Regions from separate parts of the Homo sapiens genome. Here region 1 is linked to region 2. A link is a contact called in ENCODE Hi-C or POLR2A ChIA-PET data. All regions are on one chromosome and are shown on one strand. The core of a region is the stretch at or near the end of the contact, and the rest is flanking DNA. Distances in the headings are between cores, read along the strand shown.

Region 1 (5,616 bases), core at 895-3,394, 1.4 Mb after region 2:
TTTGTATTTTTAGTAGAGATGGTGTTTCACTATATGTTGGCTAGGCTGATTTCAAACTCCTGACCTCAGGTGATCCACCCACCTCAGCCTCCCAAAGTGCTGGAAGCCAACGTGCCAGCCTTTTAGAAATATTTTCTGTTTAGCTTTGGAATGCTTTATGTGATGGAAGGCAGCAGATTCATTCTTCTTTCAATTAAATTGACCCAATATATTGTGTTAGTCATTGTGCTAGGCTTTGAGGGTGCAAAGGCAGTTAAGACACAGACAGAAAATGCAACGAAATGGTGGTGAGCTCCATGAGAGAGGTACAAACAGAGCTAGTTCTGGTTGAGAGGGAAGGAAACTCCTGGGGAGGAGGTAGCATATCAGTCAGGAAGCGTGAGGTTTGCAGCAATAACAAACAACCCTCAGCTCTCGGTGGCTTAACATCCCAAAAGCTGACTGACTCCTCATTCATGCTACATATCCAGTGTGTGTCATTGTAGCCACTTAGGGTCACAGGTCACAGAGTTAAACCTCTCAGAAGAGAGCAGGGCATTGTGCAGTGCCTCCTTATGCTGCTATGTACAAGTGGTGTGTCCTCTCATTGGACATTTTCTTGGTTACCGCTAGCCATACTGCCATACCTAACTTCAGAGAAGAGAGAGTAACACCCTGGCCTGTGCCCAGAAGGCAGAGAGCTAAAAACATTCAATGAACAACACTAAAAAACCCCATCGGTGTCTTCGACCCAATATGCGGAAGGAGTATGAAGGAGAAGAGCTTCCAGGGGATGAAAAGCTTTATGAAAGCTGCCAAGATCAGAACGCCTGGCTGGAGAGAGGGGCTCCAAACAGGAATGCTTGGAGGCACGGTGTTAAGGGAGGACAGGGCAGAGTGTGAAGCTGGGCTAAGGAGGTTGGATTTGATCCGGGAGACACGGAAAGTCATAAAGGAGCTGTGGTTTCAGATTTACCTGACTGCTTTGTGTAGGAGAGATCAGAGGGTGGCAGCCCAGAGGCAGGAGATCTTTCTTAACCAGGCAAAGGGCTCTGAGGACTCGAATAGCGGTCTTCTAATGCGCAGGAATGGAAGGGCTATGCTTGTCAGCAGAGTCTTGATCAGATTTGGAACTAATTGGATATGAGATGTAAGCAGGGTGGAGAATCAAAGATGATTCCAGGATTTGAGCCTGGGAGAATGCTGCCATTAGAATTAGAGAAAACAGTGGAAAATGGGCAAGTCAGGGAAGGAAGATGGGGCTTGTTGATCTCAAAGCAGGGATTTTTATTTTGTTCACTCCTGTTTCCCTGTACCCAGGACAGTGCTTAGCGCCTAGTGTGTGCTTGGTAATGTTCATTGGCTACAGAATACAGTAGAACATAAATGGAGACGTCCCCAGGCGACCGCTAAGGCAGAACTGGCACTCCTTGGTGGTGTCTGTGCTGGGAGGGAGGTCTTCCTGTCTGAAGTCGTAAGATGAGACGTGCTGCCAAGAGAAAAAGCTTAGAGAAGAAAGGGATGAAACTGAAGGGAGAACTTTGGGAATCATGACATTTAGGACTAGAAAGGAGGACCGGAATCCAGGGAAAGGGGGCATTTGAGGAAGCATCAGATGCTGCAAGTGGGCGAGGGGCGTTGGGATGGCTCAGAGGGCATCTGGTGGCACAGCTCATGTCACTGGGCCTCCCCAGGGTAGCCGGGCGCAGGCCAGCAAGCGCCTCCCGCCTGGAGAACAGGAGGCTGCGTAGCCGACGGGGAGCCTGGGCCAGGGGCGGTTCTGGTTTCTGTTTGGTTTTGGGGGGTTCATAAATGCGATTTAGTCCTGTAGCAAAGTGAGCAAGGTGAAGGGGAGAGACCGGAGGCGCATGAGGGAGGAGGGAAAAGATGGTTGGCATCAAGGAGGTGGATAAAGGGCTGCCCTCCCGGGGCAGGGCCCCTGGAGGGCCGGAGGGGTGGTGAACGCCGTCGTGGTGATGGTGAGGGCCTTAGCGACCACCACCCGAGTGAGGCCCCCTCACCTTCAGGCCCAGAGCCGAGGGGAGGAGCCTCCCCCAGGGCCGGCGGGGGCGGGCAGGTGAGCCGGGCAGGTGCGCAGGCGAGCGCGGCGGGCTGGGCGGGCCGAGGCCACACCCTGAAACTACCTGCGTGGGCCGGGCCGGAGTGTGAGAGCGGAGCTGCAGCCGGAGAAAGAGGAAGAGGGAGAGAGAGCGCGCCAGGGCGAGGGCACCGCCGCCGGTCGGGCGCGCTGGGCCTGCCCGGAATCCCGCCGCCTGCGCCCCGCGCCCCGCGCCCTGCGGGCCATGGGAGCCGGCCGCCGGCAGGGACGACGCCTGTGAGACCCGCGAGCGGCCTCGGGGACCATGGGGAGCGATCGGGCCCGCAAGGGCGGAGGGGGCCCGAAGGACTTCGGCGCGGGACTCAAGTACAACTCCCGGCACGAGGTGAGCGCGGGCCGGGGACCCGGGGCGCTGGGAAGCTCCTGCCCGCCCGACCCTGCAGCGCGGCGCTGGGCTCGGCCGGCTCCCCTGGCGTGTCCGTCGGTGGCCGAGCTCTGGGCGCACAGGTGGAATTTCCTGTTCAGCGGGTGCCGGGCCGCGGGCGGGCGGGGCTGGCCGGACCTTTGGTACCGGACCGGCTGCGCCCCGCCAGGGGGAGGCGGGAAGCCCCTGGGCCTTCCTGCGCCCTCGGTCCTTTCTTTCCCTGAGTTGAAAAAAGGGGCTCCGTCTCGGCCCCTCCATGACTCTCGCGCTGTTAGTGAACATCTGGAAGAAACCAGGGGCTTGGAGTGGGGTTATTTGGGAGGAAGTGAAATTTCAGGAGGGTTTGGAGTCTCAGCCATCCTTGGCCTCTGCAGAAAGTTTCTTTCGTCTCTCTCCTTCCCCGTCAAAAGGCGCTTTGGGACCTCGCAGAGGACAACTGGGAGGCCAGGGCTTTGGCTGCCATACGGGCTGGAGCTAAGAACTCCAGAGTTGGGCTTGCCTGGGCTTCTCGAGAGGGGATGGAGCCCTTTGGGAAGGCGGCTGTATGGGAAGGGATGTGGGAACACACATGTCTTGAGCCTTTTGCGAAGTACCGAAACAGGAAGCTCTTCTTTGGCAGAAAGAACAATGAAAGACCTATTGAAAGATCTCAAAAAGATTACATGTTCCTGTATGGAGTTGGGGATGGGTCGCTAGTCACTTCATTGACGGACCCACCTAGGTGGTAGTGCCCGGGCGGGACCAGCAGCCAGGTCTCTACCCTCTCTGTCCAAGGCAGACCCCCAGGTTTCCTGGAAGGCCAGGGCATACCAGGTCAGGGCGGCGCTGAGAGGCAGGGGCTGTGTGGCAGAGAGTTTTGCTCCTCTGCAAATGATGGCCTCCCTGCCCTGCCAACCCTCACTTTCTCCCCTCCTTCCGGGTGCCCCTGGGCTCCATAGTCTCCGCCGTTGCTCCCTAAGTCAGGCCTGATTTTGGTGCTGTCTCAGATCAATTCCTTTTGTCCAAGCAGCATCCCGACCTAGGGAGCTTGCAGAAAATCAGACGCTGGGGCTTTGGAGGCTGCCTGCACCACAGACAGGACCTGGGGCTGGGCTCTGCTATTTTCTCCACTTTTCACCCTCAGCAAGGAGGAAAGCTTCCAGTGGACCTGAAGGCTTGGGCCCTTCCCCTGGCTGTGCCTGTGCCCTGCTGTGAGGCAGATTCACCTTCTCTTCCTTGCTGTAATTGCTATGTTTGTGTCCTTGCTAATTGCCTACTTGGGGTTCTAGACTCCCTGCCTCTTCAGCAGAGAACCTGCTGTTTGGAATTTGTTATTTCAGGGCAGTCCGGTGCCCCCACCCCAAGTTTGTTCTCCCTGACTTCCCTTTCTAGGACTCTCCTGCCCACACGGGGAAAGCAGGGTCTTCCTGGTCGTGTGGTCCAGCCTCCTCTCTGAGCCATCTCACCACCTGACAAGCAGCCAGGCTGGGGCTCACCTTCCACTCACCCCCAGGATCCCACATTCAGCGGACTTGTCTTGTCACCTGCAAGCCCTGGCTTTAGTTTCCCCCATCCCTGCTCATTTCCTCCTCCTCTGCGAAGCTCATTTGCTCTCTGCGCCCTTGGGCTGTTCCTTCCCCCTCTGCCATTTTCATTCTCTTGGCTTGCTCTTTGTCTTTTCTCCTGCCGAGCTTTATTGAACTAACTCAGTACCTAGTCCCATGGGTGAAGGGAAGGCTCTCAGAGACCAGTAAGATGTGGTTGTTTCCTTTAAAGAACATCCAGTCTTGAGAGCGAAACTAAGAGACGAATGCCAAAGTTAGCTGTGAGGCGGAGTGTCCAGAGGAAATTGGCCAAAGCTCATTTCCATGTCTTGCAGATTCCTCCCATCCCTGGCCTCACCAGAAATCCCAGTCCCTGGGATCACCCTGTAGTGTGTGTTTGCAGCTAGGATGTCCATCCCCGGCCGGGAGGTGTGGCTGCTGCCCCTGGGTTTATTATCTGGGTCAGCAGAGCCTGGCCCACAGGGTGCTGTTGTTTCTGGGTTCCTTGTCCCCAGTTGCATCCATCCGTGCACCCTTGTTTGGTGGTATTTGTATCTGGCTGTCCCCTTCCCAAGGCTGGTGGTGTGGCCCCTGCCCCACCCCTGCTGTTCCCATCAAGTGTTCTGCGTGGCCTTCAGAGTCCTGATGCACGTTACTGCATCTGGGGATGGTGTGAGCCCTGCCTGCAAGCAAGCAGGGAAACAGATGCCACTTCTTATGGCCATTAATGAGAGCCAGGGAGCCTGCCTCCCTGAGGGTCTTGATTCCTGTTGAGTATTTGATGGTGAATATGAAGCTGCCTTGACATCCACTGGTTCCTTTTCCGATCACAATTGCCCTAGGTAAGACTCAGCATCCCTTAGGCATCCAGAGACCAAGTTTGGAAAAATCGGATGTTGTGTGGCCAAAATCAGATGTCTAGGGGCCAGGGTGTACACCTCTGGCTATTCAGAGGGTCACCTGCTTGTTAATTTGTCAACCATTCAGGCATTCATTCACATAACAATATCTGCTAGGTAACCCACTGACTGAGCCTGTGCCAGGTGCTGGGAAATAGCAGTGAGGAAGACCCTAGACTCACAGCCCCTGTCCTTGGGACCACCCAAGGTAGTGTGGGGTACAGGGAACTGAATTCTGACTCATGAGTACTAGCTTCTCGATATGCACTGGGTGAGCACATGGCATCTCTCTAACCCAGGCTGGAAGGGCCAGGTCAGCAAATTAGGGCTGCAGGCATCTGTGATGTGGTGGCAGGAGGTAACATGCAGCCAAGACCCGGGGCCGCCTTGTCTAGCCACGTGATCTCAGAGATGTTACTCAATATCTCTAAGCCTTGGTTTCTGTGGCTATAAAATGGTGATGACATATATGTTCCAGGTTTGTTGAAAGGATTAAGAGGGGTACTTTACATGAAAGCCCTTTGTAAGTTGCAGTGTGGTGTTCAAATGATGCAGCTTGAGTTTTTGAGTTGAAAGGGACTTGAGACAAGCAAGAAGATCGTATAGTATCAGTAGGTCGCCTGTCGAGAGGCTGAGAACCCAGGCTGTCAGTGGGGCCCTGACCTCACAGAGGAGCCATCCTGCCCTGCCAAACACAGGGAAGTGCCCCCAGGATTCAAGGAACTGCTCGCC
Region 2 (5,209 bases), core at 2,625-5,124:
CCTCACTGTGTATCTGCGTGGTAGAAAGAGGGCAAGCTAGCTCTCTTGGGTCCTCTTTATTAGGGTACTAATCCCGCTCTGAAGGCTCCACCTCCACGATCAAATCACCCCCTGAAGATCCCACCTCCTATACCATCACATTGTCCGTTAGGATTTAATGTATGAGTCTGGGGAGGGACACAAACACTCACTCCATAACAACATGACAGCTGGCACCATGGCACAATTAAAGAGAAGAGAGGAGCAAGTGGGGGCTCAGGCAGTGTAGGCGGGATGGAAGCTCCCTGTGGGCTTGGACTCATGTAGGAGGGCTTCATGGAGGAGGTACATTGTGGTGCAGGAAGGCCCATCTCCATGGGTGTCTACGTCTCCAGGTGATGAGTCAATGTCTTTGCAAACATCAGAAACCCAAGAAGCATGGTGAGCAGGAACACTATGGGTAATCTTAGGAAATTTGTGCACAAGGATGGAGACATTCCAGAAAAAGAAATAAAAGAGGTGCATTCCTGCTGCCATATATGTGCTGAGCCCCATGAAGCAGTGACATATGGGAAAGAAAGGGGAAGAAGGAGGATAGGTATAGAAAAACCCTGCTTGAGATTCCAAAAGTAGATCAATGCAACCCATTTGTTCTTTCATTAATGTAATCATCCTTTATTGAATACCTACTATCCTGGGCAGTGTGCCAAATTGAGAATGCAATTATGCATAAGACATGGTCCCTGTCTTTGATGAATTTAAGATCCTCTGAAGGAAAGAGGTGTAAATGAACACTCACACTAAAAACAAGTGCTTTCATGGTGCTAGGTGCAAAACATCACAAAAACCCAACCACAGGAGCAACCAGCTCTACTGGAAAGACCCAACAGAGTCAGGAACAGATTTATAGAGGAGGAGGAACAATGGAGTTGATTTTTTTTTTTTTTTTTTTTTTTTTTGAGACGGAGTTTCACTCTTGTCGCTCAGGCTGGAGTATAGTGGCGCCATCTGGGCTCACTGTAACCTCTGCCTCCCAGGTTCAAGCAATTCTCCTGCCTCAGCCTCCTGAGTAGCTGGGATTACAGGTGCCCACCACCACTCCAGGCTAAGTTGTTTGTATTTTTAGTAGAGATGGGGTTTCACCATGTTGGGCAGGCTGGTCTCGAACTCTTTACCTCAGGTGATCCACCCGCCTTGGCCTCCCAAAGTGCTGGGATTACAGGCATGAGCCACCGTGCCTGGCCTGGAGTTGATTTTGAACATGACTCAGAATTTACCAGACAGGGTATTCCAGGGAGAGGGACCAGCACGGAAAGGGTGTGAACATGGGATGGTGCCAGGCCAGTGAGAGTGCCACGGATATGGGGCAGCAGGTGAGGAGGCAGGACACAGGTGAGGCCTGACCCCAGAAAGCCTATTGTGCCAGGCTATAGGGAATTTGGGTTTTCTGTTGTCAATGATGGGAAAATCAGTGCAGGTTTCCAGAAGAGGATGTGACAACTCACATTTTGTTCAATTGAGTTAAATAAGCACTTATAGAGTGTCTACCACATGCAGAACACTCACTGAATCGAGTATGGATGATACAAAGAAAAATCTATCCCAAGCCCTCCTGCCTACACTGCCTGAGCCTCATGGGACCCTAAATAAGTTTGGTAAGGAATGAGTGGTGAGAAAGGGTGAGGAGAAACAAGAGCACACATCGTCTTGATACGGGATCTAAATGGGTGCATGGTTCTAGGAGAGGCACAAGGGTTTATGGAGGTAGAGATTCCCAGTGTCCCAGATTTGTTTCTTCACTCTCAGGTCAAAGCAGGCCTTATTTAGGAGGCCCAGTCATTCCTCATTTCCCTTCCTTGGTAATATCACTACGATTCTCTCTCCTCCCACTGGCCAAAGTGTTTGATTAAGCCTGCAGAGAATGATGGGGTTCAGTAAGAATGCCAGCAAAGAGACGGCATAAAAGCCACCCAGAATGGGGCTGACAGCGTGGCCTCTTGATAGTCCCCCATGCTCTGTCCAGGGGGAGGATGCTAGGCTGAGACTCTAGGTGTTCTCGTAGTTTCGATAAAAACTATAATTGACCACCACAAGTACCAGTGGATGTGTGAGGGTGAGGGGAGAGCTGAAGATGAGTAGTTTGTTCTGATTTCAGTTTATTTTGGGCTCTTCTAGCCTCAAGTCTGTGTTCAGCTAAAGATATATGGCTGCATAGGCAAAGGGACCTGTTAGGTGAGCCTGAAGGTGATTCTTGCATAATTCTCAGAAACTCAATCAAGGTCTTCCTGTATCTCCCGCTTCCTCCCCTTTCTCCTGCCTCCAACCTGCACATGTCAGTGCATCCACATGCACACACATTCAAGCAGGACATAAGGCGGCCGGCCGGTCCACTTCAGATCATAACCAAAAGTCTTGGCCCCTCACCACTCACCTGTCAGCCTCAGGCAGCCAGGGACCCAGCATGGGAGGCACACCTCATGAGAACTACCCCAATGCTCAAGTGCCCGCAAATGCCCACAAACCCTTAAATGTGTCTAGGAACCTTTCACCAACTGAAGCCTGACTGCAAGATGAAGGAAGGACCTTTGGAATGTAATAAATGATTTCTAAAAAGACATCTCATCATCCTTTCTTTCATTCTCTCTCCCTCTCTCTCTCTCTCTGTGTGTGTGTGTTTGTGTGTGTGTGTGTGTGTCTGAGTTGCCTCAGGGCTGGTGGTTTCAAAACTAGCAGCTGCAAACTTATGAAGGGAAAAAAAAACCCAAACCACAAAACCCCGTCTTGTGAAAACTGTGTGCCAGTCTAAAAGTGGCAGTCCGTGCAGGAGAAAAAGCCTGTCAACGTTCAGGGCAGAAGCAGGCAGTGTGAGATCACAGCTGGCTCTTGACAGTGAGGAGGAATTCAAATGTGTCCTGGGCATGGGGACAGTAGGGGACAAGGACAAGGCAGAAGAGAAGCCGGAGGGGACTGAGGAGTCCAGATCCTGGCTGGCCAGGGGAGGCCTCTCTGGAATGGCTCCGTGCTTCAGCTGAGCCCTCTGAAAAATTCAGCTTCCCAGATGCAAATCAGACCAGCTGCTACTATCACATTACTGAGTCTTCTTCCAGAACCCCCGAGGTCCGGTCTCCCCTCTCCATCCACTCAGAAGCTTCTGAAGCATGACTGGCAGACATAAATCTCCCCCAACCGCTGGCTCAGCCCCCCTGCCCTCCCCTGAAGCTGACACCCACCCATGCTCCCCTGTGTAGGCTCACCTTTCAGAACACTCCCGATTACACATTAAGACGCTGCCCCAACCCAGCCCCAGACTCCTACTCTATGGCTAGTTTCAACCTACAACTCAATCCAGGGGTGCAGGGGGCTGGGGGTGCAACCGGGAAGCCCAAGGGAAGATCCACTTGGAGAGAATGAGGGTCCTGCCTGGCCCCAAGGCTGGACAGAGGAAATCCTCAGGTGTCATCAAAGATGAAGACTGGAGAAGGAGAGTTCCTGGAGGGACACTAACCAGCCTGGCTATTTCTCCTGCCACCCTCCCACCCCCCTACCCCCACCCCCGCCTAAGCTCCATACCAATGGCCTCTGGCCAGAACAAAGTGGATACTTGAGTCACTTGGCTAGATAGTTGGGCGGTGCCCTCTTTTGTATAGGAAAGGCAGGCCATCCATAGGCCCACAGACAGAGACAGAGGAGGCCAAGCCCCAGAGACCACAGTGGAACAAGTGTCTTGGGGTGCTTTGCCCATAGGTGCAGCTTAATGAAGGACAGCCAGAGGACACGGTTGTAAAAACAGGGCAGCAGAAATCTATGTGAATATTATAAGTATTTGAGGAGAAGCAAAGTTAGTGAAGTGATCAAAACGGAATGGGGTTAATGACAGAACGCTTCAAGGAGGAAGTTAAGTTCTGAAGGAGGGGAGGGACAACGGCTGGGGCAGAGGGGGGAAGAGGAAGTGTGTTCTGCAGGGGAGGGTGCTGTGTCTTTGGGAAGGGCAATACTGATTGCATGGTGGCCCTGGGAGCTGTGCCACTCTTGAAGGTCCTGCCTGGCGTTAATATTTGGATATATTTTCAAAGAGGGAGAATCCTCTTCTGTATTAGTAATAGGCATGTCCGTAGTTGAAAGAATGTAGATTTTGGAAGGAGCACACTTCAGAATCAGATCTGAGTTGAGATCTTAGCTCTGCCACTTATAAGCTGGGTAACCTCCCAAGCCTCACCTTCCTGAACTATAAAATGAGGAAATTATTTCATAAGGCTATGGTGAGAATGAAACGAGATAACTTACGCAAAGTCCTTAGTTCCATACCTGGCAAACAGTAGCTCCTAAATCAATAATGGCTAGTATTATGTATATACTTTATAGCTTATGGATTAGAAAACCAGCGATAGCAAGCCACTTTAAGTCCTCAAGAGGAAGAGTGTAAGGAGTTGGGTGGTCTAGATGCTGATCTCAGCAAGTCAGGCCCTGTTTCAACCTTTCCGTGAGATGCAGGCAGCCAGGACCTGGACAGAGCCCAAGGGCCAGGTCTAGAGTAGTGGTTGCGGAAAGGGCTGATGTATCAGCTTCAAAGGCTGACTTGCTGCAGCCCAAGACCTTGGTACATAGATTTAAGTCCCATCTGATTGAGAAGGAGGTGCATTCAGCCACATGTGTTCATAAACACTTAACAACTGGCTCTCCAGGTTTGTGTAATTTGCACTTATTTCATGATGCCCAGCTTCAAGCTCCCACTGGGCATGCAGTTGAGAAGAGATGCGTGCAACTGGCTCTCAGGAACCTCATGAGCCAGTTCCAGCACACCACTGCATCCAGCCACCCTGTCCCACAACCACAGCCCATCTCAGAGCAAAAGAGGCACCTGTCCTCTATGTCTGACCTAGCTTTGTCTAAGTGGAGAGGTAAGGAGTTAAAGCGGGGAGAAGAGCAGGCATTCCTGCTCTCTTCTCTGTCCCACACCGGCCAGAAGTAAAGCTTCCCTCCCTGACCCACTTCCCCTCAGGCCAGTTCCATACTGACTAGCAAGTTCATTTTCCTCACAAGCTGAAACAAAACAAAACACAAAACGTGGCCCTCTCCCTTGGGCCTTCAGCAGAGTAGCTCCGCTTTAAGAGGAATCACAGGGTGCAGCCCCAAATGCCATGGAGTCTGATAGTGCAGCAGGCCGGGGGCTAACGCTGTCTCCACCCAGCTCACCACGCAGGTGGAGCGGCCAGGACATGGGCATGCCTTG

The links. Hi-C counts contacts between places; a loop is a spot of excess contacts on that map. ChIA-PET counts read pairs that join two places held with the same protein, here RNA polymerase II (POLR2A). Pooled maps may share reads with other maps.
Region 1: a map of OCI-LY7 shows a loop between it and region 2 (6-fold over the local background). The contact joins the promoter of ST14 here to the enhancer-like site in region 2. A Hi-C loop is called at or near these places in 1 of 168 maps with a recorded cell type or tissue (OCI-LY7), 1 of 37 single-sample maps with no recorded cell type and 1 of 50 pooled maps. POLR2A ChIA-PET finds 5 or more read pairs at or near these places in 1 of 52 experiments (OCI-LY7).

Annotation. Positions count from the first base shown.
Region 1 is chr11:130,157,638-130,163,253 of GRCh38, forward strand. ST14 (ST14 transmembrane serine protease matriptase) reads left to right here and starts at 2,145. Exons shown (of 19, transcript NM_021978.4): 1 at 2,145-2,423. The coding sequence starts at 2,343. RefSeq lists silencers at 2,024-2,143, 2,224-2,293 and an enhancer at 3,381-3,880.
Region 2 is chr11:128,723,022-128,728,230 of GRCh38, forward strand. The region is part of intron 1 of FLI1 (Fli-1 proto-oncogene, ETS transcription factor); the gene reads left to right. Among named protein-coding and RNA genes, the nearest start is that of SENCR, 30 kb to the left of the region's middle. RefSeq lists enhancers at 2,709-2,788, 2,829-2,998, 3,245-3,744, 3,769-3,868, 3,889-3,948. Within about 2 kb of position 3,875, at least 17 of the 41 ENCODE cell types and tissues checked have a DNase peak (open chromatin) inside an H3K27ac peak, as active enhancers do; they include OCI-LY7, where a contact is called at or near this core.